2 separate regions of the Homo sapiens genome follow, and region 1 is linked to region 2. A link is an interaction called in ENCODE POLR2A ChIA-PET data of the cell type or tissue named here. Cell type or tissue: OCI-LY7. All regions are shown on one strand. Each heading gives the region's core, and the rest is flanking DNA. Links, peaks and the distances in the headings are about the cores only. Region 1 has its middle 20 kb from the start of POP5. Region 2 overlaps CABP1 (calcium binding protein 1).

Region 1 (10,329 bases), core at 3,212-8,211, 66 kb after region 2:
CCTCAGGTTATCTGCCCGTCTCAGCCTCCCAAAGTGCTGAGATTACAGGTGTGAGCCACCGTGCTGGCAGTAACTGTTCTTATCAGTTGAATGTAATGACAGATAGCAGATGGGTGATTACCTAGAACAGGGCCAGGAGGATGGACTGCAAAGACGCCTGTAATCCCAGCACTTTGGGAGGCTGAGGTAGGTGGATCACCTGAGGTCAGGAGTTCGAGACCAGCCTGGCCAACATGGTGAAAACCCCGTCTCTACTAAAAATACAAAAATTAGCTGGGGGTGGTGGCGCGTGCCTGTAATCCCAGCTATTTGGGAGGATGAGGCCAAAGAATCGCCTGAACCTGGGAGTTGGAGGTTGCAGAGAGCTGAGATCGCGCCACTGTGCTCCAGCCTGGGCAATGGAATGAGACTCCATCTCAAAAAAAAAAAACTTCACGGCCAGGCACGGTGGCTCACGCCTGTAATCTCAGCAGTTTGGGAGGCCAAGGCAGGCAGATCACGAGATCGAGATCAAGACCATCCTGACCAACATGGCGAAACCCCATCTCTACTAAAAATACAAAAATTGCTGGGTGTGGTGGCGCATGCCTATAATCCCAGCTACTCGGAAGGCTGAGGCAGGAGAATCACTTGAACCAGGGAGGTGGAGGTTGCAGTGAGCCGAGATCTCACCACTGCACTCCAGCCTGGCGACAGAGTGAGACTCTGTCTCAAAAAAAAAAGAAAGAAAGAAAGAAAGGAAGATCTTCACCTGGGTTCAATTCTTGGCTCTGCCACTTCCTAGTTTACAATCTTGGGCAAGCTATTTCACTTTTCTGTGACTCTATTTTCTCATCTGAAAAGAGAATAATACTTTCTTTCATGGTAAAGTAATAATAATAATCATTCTCTTATAGGATCTTTGTTTTTGTTTTTTTAGATAGCCCCATAGGGTTTTGAGACTTAAATGGAATTTTTTTGTTTTGTTTTGTTTCGTTTTGTTTTGAGATGGAGTCTCACTCTGTCGCCCAGGCTGGAGTGCAGTGGTGCAATCTCGGTTTGTTGCAACCTCTGCCTCCCTGGTTCAAGTGATTCTCCTGCCTCAGCCTCCTGAGTAGCTGGGATTACAGGTACCTGCCACCACACCCAGCTAATTTTTGTATTTTTAGTAGAGATGGGGTTTCATCACGTTGGCCAGACTGGTCTTGAACTCCTGACCTCAAGTGATCCTCCCACCTCAGCCTCCCAAAGTGCTGGTATTACAGGCATGAGCCACCGCACCCAGCTTAAATGGAATTTAAATTAGCTAATTTATTGAGAACCATGGCAGCCAACCTCCACGAAGGCCTCCAGTGGTTCTGCTTCTCGGGATTCAAGCACCTCCACATTAAATAGGGCTGACCACTATCACCAATAGGAGATAGTGGAAATGACAGCCTGTGGTTTTTGAGATGAGGGAGGCCATAAAACACATTGACCACTCTTTTTTTTTTCTTTTTGTTTTTGTTTTTTTTTCTTTTTGAGACAGAGTCTCACTCTGTCACCAGTCTGGAGTGCAGTGAGCCAAGATTGGGCCACTCTGCCTTCCGGGTTCAAGTAATTCTCCTTCCTCAGCCTCCCGAGTAGCTGGGATTACAGGCACGTGCCACCACGCCCAGCTAATTTTTGTATTTTTAGTAGAGACGGGGTTTCATCATGTTGGCCAGGATGGTCTCAATCTGTTGACCTCGTGATCTGCCCGCCTCGACCTCCCAAAGTGCTGGGATTACAAGTGTGAGCCACCATGCCTGGCCTTTTTTTTGTTTGTTTTTTTTTTAAGACAGAGTCTTGCTCTGTCGCCCAGCCTGGAGTGCAGTGGCATGATCTTGACTCTCTGCAACCTCTTCCTCCCAGGTTCAAGAGATGCTCTCCAGCCTCAACCTCCCAAGTAGCTGGGATTACAGGCACCCGCCACCACACCTGGCTAATTTTTGTATTTTTAGTAGAGACGGGGTCTCACCATGTTGGCCAGGCTGTTCTCAAACTCCTGACCTCAAGTGATCCGCCCGCCTCAGCCTCCCAAAGTGTTGGGATGACAGGCACGAGCCACCGCGCCTGGCCTGATCACTCTTTCATGGGGAAGCCAACCACCATGTCATGAGGACATTCAAGCAGCCCTGTGGAAGGGTCTGGATGGCAAGTAACTAAATCCTCCTGCCAGAAGCCAGCACCAGCCTGCCAGCCATGTGGGTGAGCCAAGTAGGTCCTTCAATCCCAGGCAAGCCTTTGGGTGACTGGCTGACATTTTTTTTAACCTAAGTATTTTATTTAATTTTTTAATTTTTATGGATACATCATAGGTACATATACTTATGGGGTACGTGAGATGTCTGGATGCAGGCTTGCAATGTGAAATAATCACATCATGGAAAATGGGGTACCCATCCCTTCAAGCATTTATCCTTGGTGTTGCAAACAATCCAATTACACTCTCGAGTTATTTTAAAATGTACAATTAAATTATTAGGCCGGGCACGGTGGCTCACGCCTGTAATCTCAGCACTTTGGGAGCCTGAGGCGGGCCAATCATCTGAGGTCAGGAGTTTGAGACCAGCCTAGACAACATGGTAAAACCCCATCTCTACTAAAAATACAAAAAATTAGCCAGGCTTGGTGGTAGGCACCTGTAGTGCCAGCTACTTGGGAGGCTGAGGCAGGAGAATCACTTGAACCCGGGAGGTGGAGGTTGCAGGTGAGATCGCACCACTGCACTCCAGCCTGGGTGACATAGCAAGACTCCAACTCAAAAAAAAAACAAAATTTAATTTAATTTAATTTAATTTAAAAAATAAATTAAAAAGCTAAAATGCAACAACAATTTTTTATATATATACATATAATTGACCATAGCCGCACCCTGCTGTGCCATCAAATACTAGGGCTCATTCATTTATTCATTCACTTTTTTTTTTTTTTTTTTGAGACAGGGTCTCACTCTGTCACCCGGGCTGGAATGCAGTGGCACGATCTCAGCTCACTGCAGCCTTGATCTCCAGGCTCAAGCCATCCTCCCACCTCAACCTCCCAAGTAGCTGGGACTACAGACATGCACCACCATACCTGGCTAATTTTTGTGCGTGGTTGCGGGGGTAGAGACGGGATTTTGCCATGTTGCCCAGGCTGTTATTCTTTCTTTCTAGCTTTTTTTTTTTTTTTTTTGTACCCACGACCACAACTTCATGAGCCAGAACCGCTCAGTTAAGCTGTTCCCAATTCCTGGCCCACAGAAACCATGTAGGGTAATAAATATTATTGTTTAAAGCCATTAAGTTTTGGGGTAATTTGTTACACAGGAGTCAATAAACTAATATGAACACTACCAGTATAATAGCTAATATTTATTAAGTATATATTCTATCACTTACTATTCCTACCCCCATTACTACTAGCAGGGAAGAGGTCCGATATCCTCCATTTGCCCATCTGGGGCACTTCCCCAGCCTGCCGTGTGCCCAAGGAGACTCAGCTGTTCAGACTCAACAGCCTTCCATATCCCCTGGCTTCTAATCTGGTTTGGGCAAGGAGGAGCCCCCGGGAGGAGACTGAAGGGAGAAGGTGGAGTGACTCAGGGTATTTATGCAACTGCTTCCTCCTGAAGGGCACCTCAGGCTGGTTAACAGAAGGTCACAGCTTCTCTTTTTTTTTTCTTTCTTTTTTTTTTTTTTTTTTAGACAGAGTCTTGCTCTGTCACCCAGGCTGGAGGGCAGTGGCGCAACCTTGGCTCATTGCAACCTCCACCTCCTAGGTTCAAGCGATTCTCCTGCCTCAGCCTCCTGAATAGCTGGGACTACAGGCACGTGCCACCACGCCTGGCTAATTTTGTATTTTCAGTAGAGACAGGGTTTCACCATGTTGGCCAGGCTGGTCTCGAACTCCTGATGTCGAGTGATCCACCTACCTCGGCCTCCCAGATTACAGGCATGAGCCACCTCATCTGGCCAACAGCTTCTCTTAAAGTGACCCTCTCCACATAACTTTCTGGCTAGTGGGAACTGCTCCTGCCATGCCTAAGGAGGTAACAGCCCTCCCATTGTAACCAGTCTCGGCACTGCACTGTCTCCTGCGATTTCTGTACACCCTGTCCACATCTAAATGATCCCTTTAGTCAGCCTTCCTTAAGTCACCCAGTTTGAGCTTGCCATCTGTTTCCCACTGGGACTGATGGCCACCCCAATTTAGGAGCCCCTATTTGGCCAGGCGTGGTGGCTCATGCCTGTAATCCCAGCACTTTTGAGAGGCTGAAGCAGGAGGATCCCTTGAGCCCAGGGGTTTGAGACCAGCCTGGGCAATAGAGCGAGACCTCATCTCTTTTTTTTTTTTTTTTTTTTTTTGAGACGGAGTTTCGTTCTTGTTGCCCAGGCTGGAGTGCAATGGCGCGATCTCAGCTCACTGCAACCTCCGCCTCCTGGGTTCAAGCAATTCTCCTGCCTCAGCCTCCCAAGTAGCTGGGATTACAGGCATGCGCCACCACGCCCAGCTAATTTTGTATTTTTTAGTAGCAACGGGGTTTCTCCATGTTGGTCAGGCTGGTCTCAAACTCCCGACCTCAAGTGATCCGCCCGCCTCGGCCTCCCAAAGTGCTGGGATTACAGGCGTGAGCCACCGCGCCCGGCCTTGAGACCTCATCTCTACAAAACATAAACAAAATTAGTTGGGCGTGGTGGCAACTGCCTGTAGTCTCATCTACTCTGGAGGCTGAAGTAAGAGGATCGATGGAGCCCAGGAGGTAGAGGCTGCAGTGAGCTAACAAAAAAAAAAAAAGGAGAACCCCTACTTTAGAGAAGGAAATGGAAATTCAAAGAGGAGCAAATGGGAAACCAACAGGGGCCACCTGGGGGTGTGCTCAGCAGCCAATAGGCACTAGTGGATGCTTGATAAATATCTGAATTAATGAGTGAATGAATGACTTGCTGTCACTGGGAAGGACCCACCTGCCCTTACCATAGGTGCTGGAACAGCAGGTCAGTATCTGAGCTACTTCAGCCCGACACTGGTGACCAGTTCCCTCGCCCAGCCCAGAGTCTTAAGCTTCAGGAAGTTTTGCATTGGAAGGATTAACACACAGCCCGGGACACCCAGGAAGCAGCCCCCAAGCTCAGTGAGAGACTCAAGAGTTATTTTTGAAAAGCAAGCAAGGCCTGCAGGCGGCCCTGGCAGAGGCAGAACGCAGAGCTGGAAAGAAGAGCCAGGAGCAGAGAGAGAACAGACAGCTACCACAGAACCCACGCCCCACGCCTGTGACGTGGGCCCCACGCACGGCGACATAACATGGTGGCAGAGGCGGGGAGGCGTCCTGTGACCCCTTGGGAATTTTATTTTAATTGTGGTAAAATATACATCACATAAAATGCATCCTTGGGAGTTTTTACTGCTCCCGCCCCAGGCTGAATGACATTGAGGACTGGGTTCCCACAGGAACAGGGAGTGGGAACACCAGCCAAACCCATTTGCATCCAAATGGTGTGTGAGCTTTTGCTCAAGTCTGGGAAAATCCTGGAACTGGAGGGAGGGTCATTGCTCTGAGGCAAAGTTGGGGTCTGAGGATTAGGACACAGGTGACAAAATTAACATTAGCGGTGCATGGTGGCACATGCCTATAGTCCCAGCTACTCGGGAGGCTGAGGCAGGAGAATCGCTTGAACCTGGGGGGTGGCAGTTGCAGTGAGCAGAGATCGCGCCACTGCACTCCAGCCTGAGCAACAGAGCGAGACTCCGTCTCAAAAAATAAAAAATTAAAATGGTAATTAAAAAAAGAAACAGTTAACAGCCTCTATCCCTGCAAAATAGTGGGGTGGCAGGAGTGGCTGTGGGGTCCGGGAGGAGGGGAGCAGGTGCTGGCCCTCGAGGTAGGGCGGGGAACTGCGGGCACGGAAAGCAGCAGCCGAGCAGCAGAATGCGGCTAATGAGCCGTGCAGGTGAAGGGAGAGGTGTCTGCAACGGGGTGGAGGTCACAGGCAGCCAGAGGGAGCCATCAAGGCCCCAAAATAACTCCTGCTTCTGCAGGAGAAACTGGAACTAATCAAGGTGGGAATAATCCGAAAATCCCTCAGAGAGGGACTGCTAAGAGGCCTTGTGTTTCCAAGCAGGGATTAGAGGGGAAGAAAATAAACAAAAGATGGAGTTTGTCCTGGAAAACGGTGCCAACATGAAAGCAAGTTCTTCCTAGGGCCTTGGTCAGAGGGCCACCAGTAGCTAATATCCATTGAGCGCCTACTATTGTATGCCTGATGCATTCATATGGCTAAGCATGTGAGCTCTGAAGTCGGCCTGCCTGGATTGGAATTCCTGCTCTACTTCCTGCTAGCTGTGTGACCTCCGAAGAGTTATTTCCCCATTCTGAGCCTCAGTTTCCTTATCTGGAAAATGGGGATAAAATTCATACCTGCCCCGCAGGGTAGTTGAGGATAAGTGCTCGATACATGTGAACTTTTATTATAATAGAAATATTTCCAGGGGCTCATTTCCTGGGATTGCCGGTGGCTCATACCTGTAATCCCGGCACTTTGGGAGGCCGAGGTGAGTGGATCACCTGAGATCAGGAGTTGGAGACCAGCCTGGCCAACATGGCAAAACCCCATCTCTACTAAAAATACAAAAATCAGCCAGGTGTGGTCTCAGGTGCCGGTAGTCCCAGCTACTTGGGAGGCTGAGACATAAGAATTGCTTGTACCCGGGAGACGGAGGTTGCAGTGAGCTGAGATTCACTGTGACTCCAGCCTGGGTGACAGAGACTGTCTCAAGAAACAAAACAAAACAAAACAAAACAAATCTTTCCAGCAATGCTGGAGGAAGAGGGTTAGGTTTTGTCTCCTCTTTCTGCAGGGTAGTGAACCAAGGCTCAGAGAGCCCAAGGTCACATGGCTAATAAGTGAAAGTGTCAGGATGGTGACTCATGTGAGTCTAAGTCAGGAGCATGTGAATTCACTAGCCCGGGCCACCCTGCTCGCTCCTCAGTGGGCAGGGAGGAGGGCAGTGGCCCACAGGCAGGGCGCAGCCCCTCACCCACCGCCTCTCTCTGGGCCCCATGCTGGGAGCAGATACAGCATGCACGTGGGAAACAGTCTCCGGGTGAGACATGTACAGTGGAGAGGGACGAGCACTGCCCTTGAGCATGGAAACTTGGCTGAGTTCTTTCCTCTCTCTGGGCCTCAGTTTCCCCAGTTGCAGAACAAGTGGTGGTAACAGGTGACTCGAGTCCTGGAGAGTCTAGATTCTTGCTCCCTGGTTCTCTGGTGAGTATCCGGTGCAGGCAGCAGTGAAACGAGGACAAGAGAGGAACCTGGGCCACTGCCAGGTGATCTCCCCTTTGTCACTTCCCTCCCTTCTCCTGGTGAATAGTTCCAGGCAGAGGGAACAGCAAAAGCAAAGGTCGGGAAATGAGAGTGAGCATGGCACGTTTGGGGAGCTACAAGTAGAAGAATCCAGTCACCCGGTTTATTCATTTATTCAATTAGTTAATCAACATTTAGTAACCTGGTTTACTCATTTGATTATTCAACCAGCATTTATCACTGTGTGCCAGGCAGTGTTGGAGTACTGGGGATACAGCGGTGAACAAAACAGAAAAAACCACCATCTTCACGAGGCTCATTCTTTTTTCTTTCTTTTTCTTTTTTTTTTTTTTTTTGAGATGGGATCTCGCTGTCGCCCAGGCTGGAATGCAATGGTGCGATCTCGGCTCACTGCAGCCTCCACCTCCTGGGTTCAAGTGATTCTCCTGCATCAGCCTCCTGAGTAGCTGGATTCAGGTGTCTGCCACCATGCCCGGATAATTTTTTGTATTTTTAGTAGAGACAGCGTTTCACCGTGTTGACCAGGCTGGTCTCAAACTTCTGACCTCAAGTGATCCAACCACCTTGGCCTCCCAAAGTACTGGGATTACAAGCGTGAGCCACCCCACTCAGCCTCATGGGGCTCATTTTAATTGGGGGAGATGGAAAAACGAAGTAAACAAATCAATACCCAGAATCATTTCAGCATGGGATAAGCATTTACATGAATAAAAGCTAATACGTGTAAAGCATCTGCTATGGGTCAGGCATTGCCAACAGATGTTAAATAATTTGATCCTTGCTACCACACGATGAGGCTGTAATCACCACTCCCACCTTACAGCTGAGGAAATTGTGGCTTAACAGAGAAGTTAAGTAACCTGCCCAGTGCCACACAGCATTGGAGCAGGTGGAGCTGTGATTCAAATCCAGGCCATCTGGCACCACTGTGCTGGCTGGTGAGGAGAGCACTAAATAGGGCAACTTGTCCAGGGAATAGCCCTCTAAAGAGGTGACATTTGAGCCAGGACGCATGAGAAGGCTGAGGCTGCCATGCAAAATCCAGGAAGCAGAAGGTTCCAGATGGAGGGAACATTGAGTGCAAAGGCCCTGAGGCAAGTAGGGGCTTCACAGGTTGGGAGAAGAGCGAGGAGGTCAGTTTTAACTTGAGGAGAGGATAGAAGAGGTCAGAGCGTTGCGCGGGGCAGACACGTGGGGTTGGGGGGGAGCCTCCTCTGTCCTCCTGAAGGAGGCCCAGGAGACGTTCCCAGGAGCCTCCCGGCAGGTCTGAGGGATGCTTGGGAAGCAGGGCCTGAAGTCGTTCTGACAGGTGTGGCTCCCCTCCTCTCCCCTATCAAGTCGATGAGGCGTGGTCAAAGCTGATCTTCCCCGGGGCCCATTGCTGGGAAATGAGTGCAGCTGCAACCTGCCGTGTAGCCTCGGCCAGCACCACCCACAGGTGGCCCCCTCCCTGACTGATGGGGACATGGAAGGGCCCGTCTCATTCTTCCCTCTTCACCCTAAATCCACATCCTCCCTGGCCCTGTACCTCCCACAGAGCCACAAATGAGGGGCTCCCATTCTCCAGTGGAGGCTGGACCACCTAGCTCCTGCCCTCAGGGTGCCCCCCAGAGGTCTGAGTCCAGTCCCAGCTCAGTGAGGGAATGGGGTGTTCCCCAGCTTGGTCTCAGAGGGTCTGAGAGTCAAGAGTCTGGCCTTAGGGAGAAATCTTGGTGGGCTGGAAAGGGATCCACGTTCCTAGTCATATAGACCTAAATTAGAGTCCAGACTCTATCCCCATGTGGTTTTGGGAAAGTCGCTTCACCTAAGTCTCAGTTTCATCATCTGAAAAATGGGAATAATCACACTACCTACCTCATAGGGTCAATGTGAAAATTAAATATAACATGGCTGAGAGGGGGCTTTCTGGGGCTGGAAATGTTCTATATCTTTACCTGCAAGGTGATATATAAAATTCAATGAAATGTACATTGTAGGGTGGCTCATGCCTATAATCCCAGCACTTTGGGAGGCTGAGGCGGGTGGATGACTTGAGCACAGGAGTTCGAGACCAGCCTGGGCAACATGGCAAAACCCCATCTCTACTAAAAATACAAAAATTAGCCAGGCGTGGTGGCAGGTGCCTGTAATCCCAGCTACTCGGGAGGCTGAGGCAGGAGAATCGCTTGAGCCTGGGAGGCAGAGATTGCGGTGAGCCGAGATCATGCCACTGCCCTCCAGCCTGGGCAACTCTGTTGGAATCTCATTCTTGAGATTCCATCTCAAAAATAACACCACCACCACGGTAGATTTATGCATTTTACTGTATGTATGTTACAACTCAATTTTTTTTTTTTTTTGAGAACAGAGTCTTGCTCTTTCGCCCAGGCCAGACTGCAGTGGCACTATCTCGGCTCACTGCAAGCTCCGCCTCCCGGGTTCACACCATTCTTCTGCCTCAGCCTCCGGAGTAGCTGGGACTACAGGCACCCGCCACCGCACCCAGCTAATTTTTTGTATTTTTAGTAGAGACGGGGTTTCACTGTGTTAGCCAAGATGGTCTCGATCTCCTGACCTCGTGATCCGCCCGCCTCGGCCTCCCCAAATGCTGGGATTACAGGTGTGAGCCACTGCACCCGGCCATAACTCAATTTTTTTTTAAATGCAAAGTACCTGACCCATGGCTAGCATCACATAAATGTTAGGTAGTATTAGCATAAAGTGTTCCATAAATATTTATTGAATATATTTGTTAAATAAGCCCTTGTAAGTACCCTTCCATGTTTTGTTTATCATTTATTTGATTCCCAGGGCTCCTGGGGCCTGGATGCCTACAGGAGCTCAAACTCAATATGTCCGTGACTGATTTCCTTCACCTCATTCTTGCTTCTCCCCAGGCTTCTCTAACTGCCCAATGGCTCAACCCAGAAATGTGGATGATACCCTGCCTGCCTTTTTCTGTTCTTCTTCTCTCCAACCTCTTACAGCCAACTGATTACTAAAACTTCCTGTAGTAGACTCTCTCCAAAGACGGCCCCCA
Region 2 (10,315 bases), core at 1-5,000:
GTCTCAGAATTGGATTATTAGAGTGAATTTGGAGCTCCCAGCCCCACTGACCTCGGGAACGTGAGGATTACCCGGGCCTCTGGCTGGGGCCCACGATCCTGCACATTCCCTGCCAGGTCTGAGAATAAGGATCCTCCCTCTGCGGCAGCACAGCGGGCAGCGGATGCTCTGCCCACCTCCCACCCCCAGCCATCAACCCCGCAGCCTCCCCTGGCTGCCTGGAGGCACACCAGCCTCCCTTGTGTCTGGGGTTTACAGCAGTGCTATTCAGGTTGTTGTCCATGGACTGGCAGCATCAGCATCCTCTGGGAACTTGTAAGAGATGCAAATTCATGGACTGCGCCCCAGACATGGGATCAGAATCACTGCGGGGGTGGCCCAGATCTGGGCTTCACAAATGCTCCAGGCAATTCTGCTGTATGCTAAGATTTGGGAACCAATGGCTTGAGGTACACCGGCCACCCCACACACCTGCCCAAGTACGCTCCAAGCCTGTCTAAGACTCGACAACTTCTACCCACAGATTTCTCCTTTGGGCTGCTTTAAGACTTCACTTATAGAAACGAATTACAATGGGTCTTTTCAATTGCATGATTCCACTGCAGTCTGAATAGCAGTCCCTGGGGTGTGCCGTGTGGTGCAATGCCCTGAGGGCACTTGCTATGCACTGACCCCATCCTTTATCATCCCCACATTACACAGGAAGAAACTGAGCTTCAGAAAGGGGACGCGACTGGCCCTAAGTCACACAGCAAGCAAACCCTGGGCCTATTGGCTACACATCTTCCTCCCACTCAGCAGAGAGGATGGCAGCTATTTCTTTCTTTTTTTAGACGGAGTCTCGCTCCGTCACCCAGTGGCATGATCTCGGCCCACTGCAGCCTCCACCTCCTGGGTTCAAGCGATTCTCCTGAAGCTGGGACTCTAGGTGCATGCCACCACGCCCGGCTAATTTTTCTATTTTTGTAGAGACAGGCCACGTTGGTCAGGTTAGTCTTGAACTCCTGAACTCAGGTGATCCTCCCGCCTCAGCCTCCCCAGAGTGCTGGGATTACAGGCATGAGCCACGGCGCGCAGCCAGTGGCAGCTGTGTCTATATCTGTCTGTCCGCACACACTGGGACTTCCTCCAGAGCAAAACCCTTGACATCACTTCACTGGGCAAGCCTTTTCTGACCTCCCTACAGGAGGCCAGGCCTCCTTAGTATATCCTGCCGAAGGTCCCTATATTTTTCCTCAATAGCAGTATCACAATTTGTAATCCTATATGATGTGTTTCTCTCATGCCTGTCTCTCCAACCAGTATAAAAGTTCCAGAAAGTCAGAAGTGATACAGACTCTGCTGGATGCTTCTCTTCTTATAGAACCTGATTTTGTTTGGGGAAGCTGAGTACCCAGCTAAATAACTAACTACATTCTTCAGTCTCCCTTAGCAGTCCCAGGTTCTGGCCCACGGATGAGAATGGAAGTCACTGAGTACATAATAGGTACTCAATAAATGCATGTTGGCCAGGCATGGAGACTCACGCCTGGAATCCCAGCCCTTTGGGAGGCCAAGGCAGGCAGATCCCTTGAGATCAGGAGTTTGAGACCAGCCTGCCCAACATGTGAAACCCCATCTCTACTAAAAATACAAAAATTAGCCAGGCGTGGTGGCGGGCGCCTGTAATCCCAGCTACTCGGGAGGCTGAGGCAGGAGAATCGCTTGAACCTGGGAAGCAGAGGTTACAGTGAGCTGAGATCACGCCACTGCACTCCAGCCTGGGTGACGGAGCTAGACCCTGTCTCAAAACAGAAAACACAGGAAGGTCAAAAGAACCCTCATTTGACTTCTTCTCGAAATAAATAAATAAACAAACAAAAAATGCTGAATGCAAAAATGATCAGCAGGTTCTGGGCATGCAGTTGGTACTCAGGAAATGTGAGGGTCATCTAACCAGGCCCAAGGAGGAAAGACCATCACGGCTGTCTTGCTCTTGGAAATATTTTTATTGGTTCTGAGATAACAGGGCTGAGGCGAGCTGGGACGGGCGCAGAGCGAAGGTGGGAGGCTTTGCCCTGGGGCGGACATGCTGTGTGGGGTCTGCTGGCGGGCTCCCTGGCCCACCCAGCCAGCAGCAGCTGGGCACATGGCCCTTGGCGCCTGGCATGACCTCTGCCGGCTTGGCACGGTGGCCTCCTCGTCGGCGGGCGCCCCCGCTTTCCAGTTGCAGGAGTTAGTCTTTCACAGTGCGGAGGGGTGGGGGTCCGGGGTGGGCGCCTCCCCGGGGTGCAGGCAGGCCCCATCCGCCAGTACATCCTGGGCTCTCGGCGGCTACAGCGGGTGAGGCAAGCTCTAGCTCCTCTTAGCCCCGCCTTTGGGAGCTTGGCAGTCCTGGAGGGGCCCTCGCGGCCTCAGCGGGACATCATCCGGACAAACTCTAGAAGGGTAGAGGAGCAGCTGGGGAGCAAGCAGCAGCCAGAGGCCTCCCCAGGTTGCTGCCTTCAGACCCCACCCTGTTGCCACTGCCCCAACTCTGTGCTGGTCCCCCATCCATTCCGCCCTCTCCAATCCATGGACACAGCAGCCAGCGAGAGTGTTCTAATCTGCGGATCTGACCGCTGCGTAAACCTCCCACAGCTCTCCACTGGAAAAATCTCCAATATCCTGACACAGCCTCATGGCCCTCCCTGATCTGGCGCCAGCTGACATCTCCAGCCATATCTCTCAGGCTAACTCCCAACCTCTGTGCTCCAACTACACAGATCTTTTCAGCCCCTCAAGTGCAGCTGGCGCACTCTCTCTCTCACCTCTCAGCATTTTTTTTTTTTTTTTTTTTTTGAGATGGAGTCTTGCTCTGTCACCCAGGCTGGAGTGCGGTGATGCGATCTCAGCTCACTGAAGCCTCCACCTCCTGGGTTCAAGCGATTCTCCTGCCTCAGCCTCCCTAGTAGCTGGGATTACAGGTGTGCACTACCACGCTTGGCTAATTTTTGTACTTTTAGTAGAGATGGGGTTTCACCATGTTGGCCAGGCTGGTCTCCTCTCAGCTTTTCTGAAAGCAACCTGTACCCCCTCCCTTCTTCTTCTTCCTTTTTTTTTTTTTTTTTTAATGTAGAGACAGAGTCTCCCTCTGTCGCCCACGCTGAAGTGCAGTGGCATGATTATAGCTCACTGTAAGGTCAAACTCCTGGGCTCTAGCAATCCTCCTGCCTTGGCCTCCCAAAGTGCTGGGATTACAGGTGTGGCCACCGTGCCCAGCCCCTTCTCTCTCTCTCTTTTCTTTTTTTTTTTTTTGAGACAGAGTCTCGCTCTGTCACCTAGGCTGGAGTGCAGTGGCGTGATCTTGGCTCACTGCAAGCTCTGCCTCCCGGGTTCACGCCATTCTCCTGCCTCAGCCTCCCAAGTAGCTGGGACCAGGAGCCCGCCACGACGTCCAGCTAATTTTTTGTATTTTTATAGAGATGGGGTTTCACCATGTTAGCCAGGATGGTCTCGATCTCCTGACCTCGTGATCCGCCCACCTCGGCTTCCCAAAGTGCTGGGATTACAGGCGTGAGCCACCGCGCCGGGCCTCTCTCTCTCTTTTTTTAAGGGCAATTTTAGGTTTATGGCAAAACGGATTAGAAAGTACGGAGATTTTTTTCTGCAACCCCTGTCCCCGCATACGCATAGCCTCCCACACCAACCACATCCCACACAGAGTGGTGCATTTGTTGTAAGTGAGAAACCGACACCGACACATCGTTATCACCTGGAGACCACAGTTTACATCAGGGTTCATTGTTGGCGATGTACATTCTATGGGTTCAGACAAATGTATAATGACATGCATCCTCTGCTGTTGTATCATACAGAATCGTTTATTTTTATTTATTTATTTATTTTTGAGACAGGGTCTCACTTTGTCACCCAGGCTGGAGTACAGTGGCACAATCTCGGCTCACTGCAGCCTTGACCTCCCGGGCTCAAGCGATCCTCCCACCTCAGCTCTCCAGGTAGCTGGGACTACAGGCATGCGCCACCAAGCCTGGCTAATTTTTTTTGTATTTTTAGTAGAGACGGGGTTTCACCATGTTGCCCAGGCTGGTCTCGAACTCCTGACCTCAAGTGATCCTCCTGCCTCAGCCTCCCAAAATACTAGGATTACAGGCATGTGCCACTGTACCTGGCCTCATACAGAATAGTTTCACTGCCCTAAAAATCTTCTCTTCTCTGCCTATTCATCCCTCCCTCCCCCCAACCCCTTGCACCCACTGATCTTTTTACTGTCTCCATAGTTTTGCCTTTTCCAGAATGTCATATAGATGAAATCATAGGGTATGCAGTGTTTTCAGATTGGCTTTTCACTTAGTAATATGCATGTGTGTCCCCTCTTCACCATGTCTTTTCATGACTAGATAGCTCATCTCTCTCTCTCTCTTTTTTTTTTTTCTTTTTGAGACAGAGTCTTGCTCTGTTGCCCAGGCTGGAGTGCAGCAGTACCATCTCAGCTCACTACAACCTCCGCCTCCCGGGTTCAAGCGATTCTGTGTCTCAGCCTCCCAAGTGCTGGGATTACAGGTGTGCGCCACCACACCCAGCTAATTTTTTTTGTATTTTTAATAGAGACAGGGTTTCACCATGTTGATCAGGCTGGTCTCAAACTCCTGACATCAAGTGATCTGCCCACCTCGGCCTACCATAGTGCTGGGATTACAGGCATGAGCCACAGCGCCTGGCCTAGCTCATCTCTTTTTAGCACTGAGCAATATCCCATTGTCTGGATGTGCCCCCGTTTATTTATCCATCACTTACTGAAAGGACACCTTGGTTGTTTCCAAGTTTGGACAATTATGAATAAAGCTGCTATAAGCATCTATGTACAGATTTGTGTGGACATAGGTTTTCAACTCATTTGGGTAAATACCTGCCCTTCCCTCTCACCTGGTGGCTCTTCCCATTTTGGGGGGCTCTAATTATTTATAACCTCCTCCAGGAAGTCTTCCCTAATCCCTCCCTGCAACTTGGCACAGGCGCCCCCTCTATAGCAGCCCCCTGTGCTTCCCCCAGCACACATGGATTATGCTATTGTTTTCTCTGGTTTTCTTGCTGGTTTTGAGCTCTTCGAGGCAGAGACCAGATCTTAGCACACAGCAGATGTACAATGCATCCTCGTAGGATGAATGGGGGATGCCAGGCTTTCAAGAGCAAGGCTGTCATCTGTGGTGGGCGCTACCTGGATACAGGGAGACCTGAGATTTCCAGATCTGGTGATAACAAAGCCTTCTCTCCAACTATCCACGCTCCCTGGCCTTGAAGGCCAACTGCTCCTGAGAGAAAACCTCCCAGCCTTTGTGTTCTGGACACTCACGGTCTCTGGCACATGCTTATCTTGTCTTTCTGCTCAGAATGCAAGTTCCTGGTGTGCAGAGTCAACATTTTACCCTTTCCCTGTATCCCGTAGTGCCTCACATGGCGTCATGCACAAGACTGCATTCTGCTGTGATTTCAGGCCTGGGGCTGTGCCCCAGCTCTGCCTCTTAGTAGGCAGGCAATCTTGAGCTAGTTATATTACTTCTCTGAGCCTCAGTTTCCTCATCTGTAACATGAGGTTATAATAATGCAATCCATAGAGTCATTCTGAGAATTAAATGTAAGAATATGTGTAAAGCTACTTAGTACAATGACTGCACATAAGTGTACAGTAAATTATAACTATTATGATTACTATTGATTCTTTAAAAAGAAAGTCTTTGAGGCTGGGCGCGGTGGCTCACGACTGTAATCCCAGCACTTTGGGAGGCTAAGGCGGGTGGATCACTTGAGGCCAGGAGTTCGAGACCAGCCTGGCCAACATGGTGAAACCCTGTCTCTACTAAAAATACAAAAAATTAGCCAGGCATGGTGGTGCACCCCTATAGTCCCAGCTACTCGGGAGGCTGAGCCACAAGAATCACTTGAACCCGGGAGGCGGAGGTTGCAGTGAGCCGAGATTACGCCACTGCACTCCAGCCTGGGCGACAGAGCAAGACCCTGTCTTAAAATAAATAAATAAATAAATAAATAAATAACCTTTCACTGAGCACTAGCTGTGTTATGCAAGAAATGCAGTGATTAAGAAAATAGGGTTCTTCTTTCAAAGTTCAGAGTCAACTGGGAAGACAACTCTAACCAGCAGTTAGGGGACAGTGTGAAGAACAGGTGAGCCTGACGTGCTGTGAAAACCCAGAAAAGAGGAAGTTCAGTTTGAGGAACCAGGGAAGGGTGCTAGAAGAAGGAGTCCCACTGTCGAGTCATGAAGAATGTCCCTTGGGCTAACAGAACTTAGCCCAAGTAAAAAACAGGATAGGCCAGATGCAGTGGCTCACACCTATAATCCCAGCACTTTGGGAGGCCAAGGCGGGTGGATCACCTGAGTTCAGGAGTTCCAGACCAGCCTGGCCAACATAGTGAAACCCCATCTCTACTGAAAATACAAAAACTAGCTGGACGTGGTGGTAGGCGCCTGTAATCCCAGCTATTCGGGAGGCTGAGGCAGGAGAATCGCTTGAATCCAGGAGGCAGAGGTTGCAGTGAGCTGAGATCGTGCCATTGCACTCCAGCCTGGAGTACAAGAGCGAGACTTTGTCTCAAAAAAAAAAAAAAAAAGAACAGGATAAAAGCCCTCCTGGTGGCCAGGCACAGTGGCTCACGCCTGTAATCCCAGCACTTTGGGAGGCCGAGGCGGGTGGATCACTTGAGGTCAGGAGTTCAAGACTAGCCTGGTCAACATGGTGAAACCCCGTCTCAACTGAAAATACAAAAATTAGCCGGGCATGGTGGTGGGCGCCTGTAATCCCAGCTACTTGGGAAGCTGAGGCAGGAGAATCACTTGAATCTGGGAGGCGCAGTTTGCAGTGAGCCAAGATCCTGCCACCACACTCCAGCCTGGGCAACAGAGTGAGACTCTGTCTCAAACAAACAAACAAACAAACAACAACAAAAAAGCCCTCCTGGCAAAAAGATCAGTGTATTCAAGAGGGACCCTAGCAGCTTCACTGATCACAAGTATTTTGGTGGAGTGTGAATGAAGGACTGTTGAGTTGTGGCTGGGGAGGTGAGCTGTGGTCAGATCTTAGGGAGCCTGAGTGTCCAGTTGAGGAATGTAATGTTCAGAAAACACCTACCGTGGATGGATGCATGCGTGGGTAGACAGATAAATGGATAGAGAAGGATGGGTGCAGATGGACACAGGGATGGGTGAATGGATGAGTAGATGGATATAGATGAGGAAATGACTGAACAGATAGATGGATAGATCAATGCAAGTATGGGTAGAAGTATATGCAGACGAAGAGACATGAATGTGTGAATGGAAGTATAGAAGTGTGAACACATAGAGAGATCTATATGAGTAGATGAATACATAGATAGATTCATGGGTGAATGTAGAGAAGAATGAATAGATGCACGAATGGACAGATAAATGCATGGATAAATTGCTATAGGAATGATTGCTTAGAGATGGAGGAATGGATAAATAGGCATCTGGACAGATAAGGAGATAAACAGATGAAAAATGGAGAGATAGATATGGAAAGATGGACAGATAGATGAATAGGTAGATGAATGGATGGACAGATGGATGGATAGGTGGATGGATGGATGGATGGATGGATAGATATGTAGACGAATGGATGGACGGATGGATGGATGGATAAATGGATGGATGGATGATGGACAGATAGATAGATAGGTAGATGAATGGATGAATGGATAAATGGACAGATGGATGGATAGGTAGAGGATGGATGGATGGATAGATGGGTAGATAAATGGATGGATGGATGGATGGTGGACAGATGGATAGATAGGTAGATGAATGGATGGATAAATGGACAGATGAATGGAAAGGTAGAGGATGGATAGATGGATGGACAGATGCATGAATAGATGCATGGGGAAGGGATGGGAGATGGATTAGACGGGGGCATGGACGGAGGGATAAGAGGATGAAAGGGCTGGGGGTTGGAAAATTAGGGCGGATTGATGGTTGCATGATGGATACACAATTGGAGGGCTCCATGGATGGCCACTGCTGGCTTGCTTCTCTCCCACTTTCAAGCCCCACCTACCTTCAAAGTCCACTCGTCCATCCCCATTGAGGTCCACATCTCGGATAATTTCCTCTATGTCTCGGTGTCCCACCTGATGACCCAGGAGCTTCCTCATAGCCTCTCGCAGCTCACTGGTGCTTATTTCCCCATCACCATTGGTGTCAAACTAGAGAAGGCAGGAAGGAAGGAGAGGTCGCCCCAGCATGGCGATTGGCAGCAGCAGATCCCAAAGTTGAGCTCCTTCTCCAGTGTCATTGCCCCCCTTTACCAGAGACCTTTCTCTGTCCAAGCTCCCTCCCCTGATCTGGGACTTGAGGCTCAGGCTTCTTTTGAAGTATTTATACTGCAGATAGGATTCCAATAGCCGCCCCATGCCTGCCTGCCTCTGTCCGTTACCTCTCGGAAAGCATCTCGCAGTTCCTTTACACCAATCATATCTGCTGTCTCTGCCAGGAGTTTAGGCCCCATTAGCTCCACGAAGTCATCAAAATCTACATGGCCACCCACTGGAAAAGGAGGAAAGGGCTAGGTCATCCCCGACATACCCATTCCCTGTCTCCAACTAGACAACTGACAGAATGGACAACCCCTCCTTGACCTGCTCATCAGATAGAGACAAACTTAATAATAACAAGAGCCCTCTGTTCAGTTCTTCCTGTGAGCCAGTTATTGGGCTGTTTTACAGATATTCCCTAATCTACTTTCTGGGCTCCACTCCTCCAATTCGGCCCTCATTTTACAGGTGAGGAAACTGAGGCTCAGAGAGGGTAAGTGGTTGGCCCCAGATCACAGAGCTGGTAAGAGGTGGATGCAGAATTTGAAGCCAGTCCTGTCTGACTGCAGAGGACGGCAAGGGTGAGGACCGAAGGGACGCAGATGCCTGGTAGAGGGACTCACGGTTCATGTTGATCTGCTGGGACAGTTCGATGAGCTCCATCTCGGTGGGCATGTAGCCCATGGTGCGCATGCAGTTGCCCAGATCCCGGCAGTTGATGTAGCCATCCTTGTCCTTGTCGAATTCTCTGAAGGCCTCTCGGAGCTCTGGGGAAGTGAGCAAAGGTGGATGTGGTCAGGGGTAGGACCCGCAGAGCCTCTGTGGGCAAAGGCAGCCCAAAGGCCCACCGGCATGGAAAGAGAGGCCCAGGAGCTTCCCAGGATGCTGGGGCATTTCTCTTGCCTCCTGTGCACACCTTCAGCAGCTGGTTTCACAGAAGATACCCCGCGTTGCACCAGGCCCCATTTCCAGGGGCCTCTCTTCCCATCAACCTCCCTTCCCACACCTTCCTAGAGGGCTAGGCAGTCCTTTCCCCCAAGGGGCCAAGTTTTACCTTCAATTTCCTCTGGTCGCAGTGATCTATCCTGAAACAAAAGAACATGTCCTATTAGCCGCGACAAGGGACCTGGAAGTCACAAAATACCTAACCTGGGGGCCATCCACGTGGCAGCAGGCACTGGGTAGGAGGTGACGAGGATGCAGCACAGGTGTGCCTGGATCAGGTCCTTGAGGGGAGAAGAAAGCCCCACATCTCCCTTAGACATAGAAGCTCCTGGGCCCCTAACAGGAGATGCCCAAGAAGCCACCAGCCCCACCAGCCTGGGCACAGAACCTCTGTGCCTCCAGCCCCTTGTTCCAGATACAAGAATGGGTCAGCAGGAGTTTGAGGCTGTAGTGAGCTATGATGGTGCCATTGCACTCTGTCACCCTGGACAACAGAGTGAGACCCTGTCTCAAAAAAAAAAAACAAAAAAAGAATGAGTCAGAGAACAGAGCTTGCCTGGTGGCAAAAACCTGCAAATAAAACAGAGTCCAGGGAGGTCACAACAGGGAAAAGAGAGCACCACCCAATGAAACAGGAAGAGCAGGGCGACAGAGGCTGCAAGACAACAGAAGAGGCGCAGGAGGGGAGGGAAGGCAGGGCCATCCTGAAGCGAGGGTAGGAGGACAGGGAGGAGTCAGGAGGAGACGTGGCAACAGAATGGGGCTGTGACTGCTTCGCGGGCACTGCCCCACCTTCTCCAATTTGACCCCCATCCCTGTACGTTCCCCTGTCATGGGATCACAGGACACCACATAGGACCCCGGGGGCCACCAGTGCTTCTGGCTGGAGCCAGGGTCCAAAAAGCACATGTCTCCAGCCTCAAGCAGTGCCCAGGTCTCCTGGGCAATCAAGGCAACCCTGAATCTAGGCGTCAGAACAGATGGCAGAGACATCTCCAAGGAGCAGGCCTGGAGGAAGCTCAGGTTGGTGAGCTGCCAG

What was found. Peaks named below come from ENCODE experiments on the same cell type or tissue, not always from the same donor. Only the 100,000 strongest peaks of a DNase experiment are listed, where the experiment ranks them.
Region 1: POLR2A ChIA-PET joins it to region 2 with 5 read pairs; 5 of 35 experiments call an interaction of 5 or more read pairs at or near these places.

What each region holds. Positions count from the first base shown.
Region 1 is chr12:120,595,911-120,606,239 of GRCh38, reverse strand. No RefSeq gene overlaps it. Among named protein-coding and RNA genes, the nearest start is that of POP5, 20 kb to the right of the region's middle. RefSeq lists an enhancer at 8,685-9,185. In OCI-LY7, for the core only: no CTCF peak of the experiment used is centred there; no DNase peak of the experiment used is centred there.
Region 2 is chr12:120,658,979-120,669,293 of GRCh38, reverse strand. CABP1 (calcium binding protein 1) reads right to left here. Exons shown (of 6, transcript NM_001033677.2): 2 at 9,386-9,416; 3 at 8,955-9,098; 4 at 8,454-8,563; 5 at 8,076-8,223; 6 at 1,970-2,419. The coding sequence ends at 2,394. Among named protein-coding and RNA genes, the nearest start is that of MLEC, 23 kb to the left of the region's middle. RefSeq lists enhancers at 1,543-2,063, 2,064-2,585, 9,941-10,315. In OCI-LY7, for the core only: no CTCF peak of the experiment used is centred there; a DNase peak (open chromatin) is centred at 3,013; H3K4me3 peaks cover 973 bases; H3K27ac peaks cover 3,768 bases.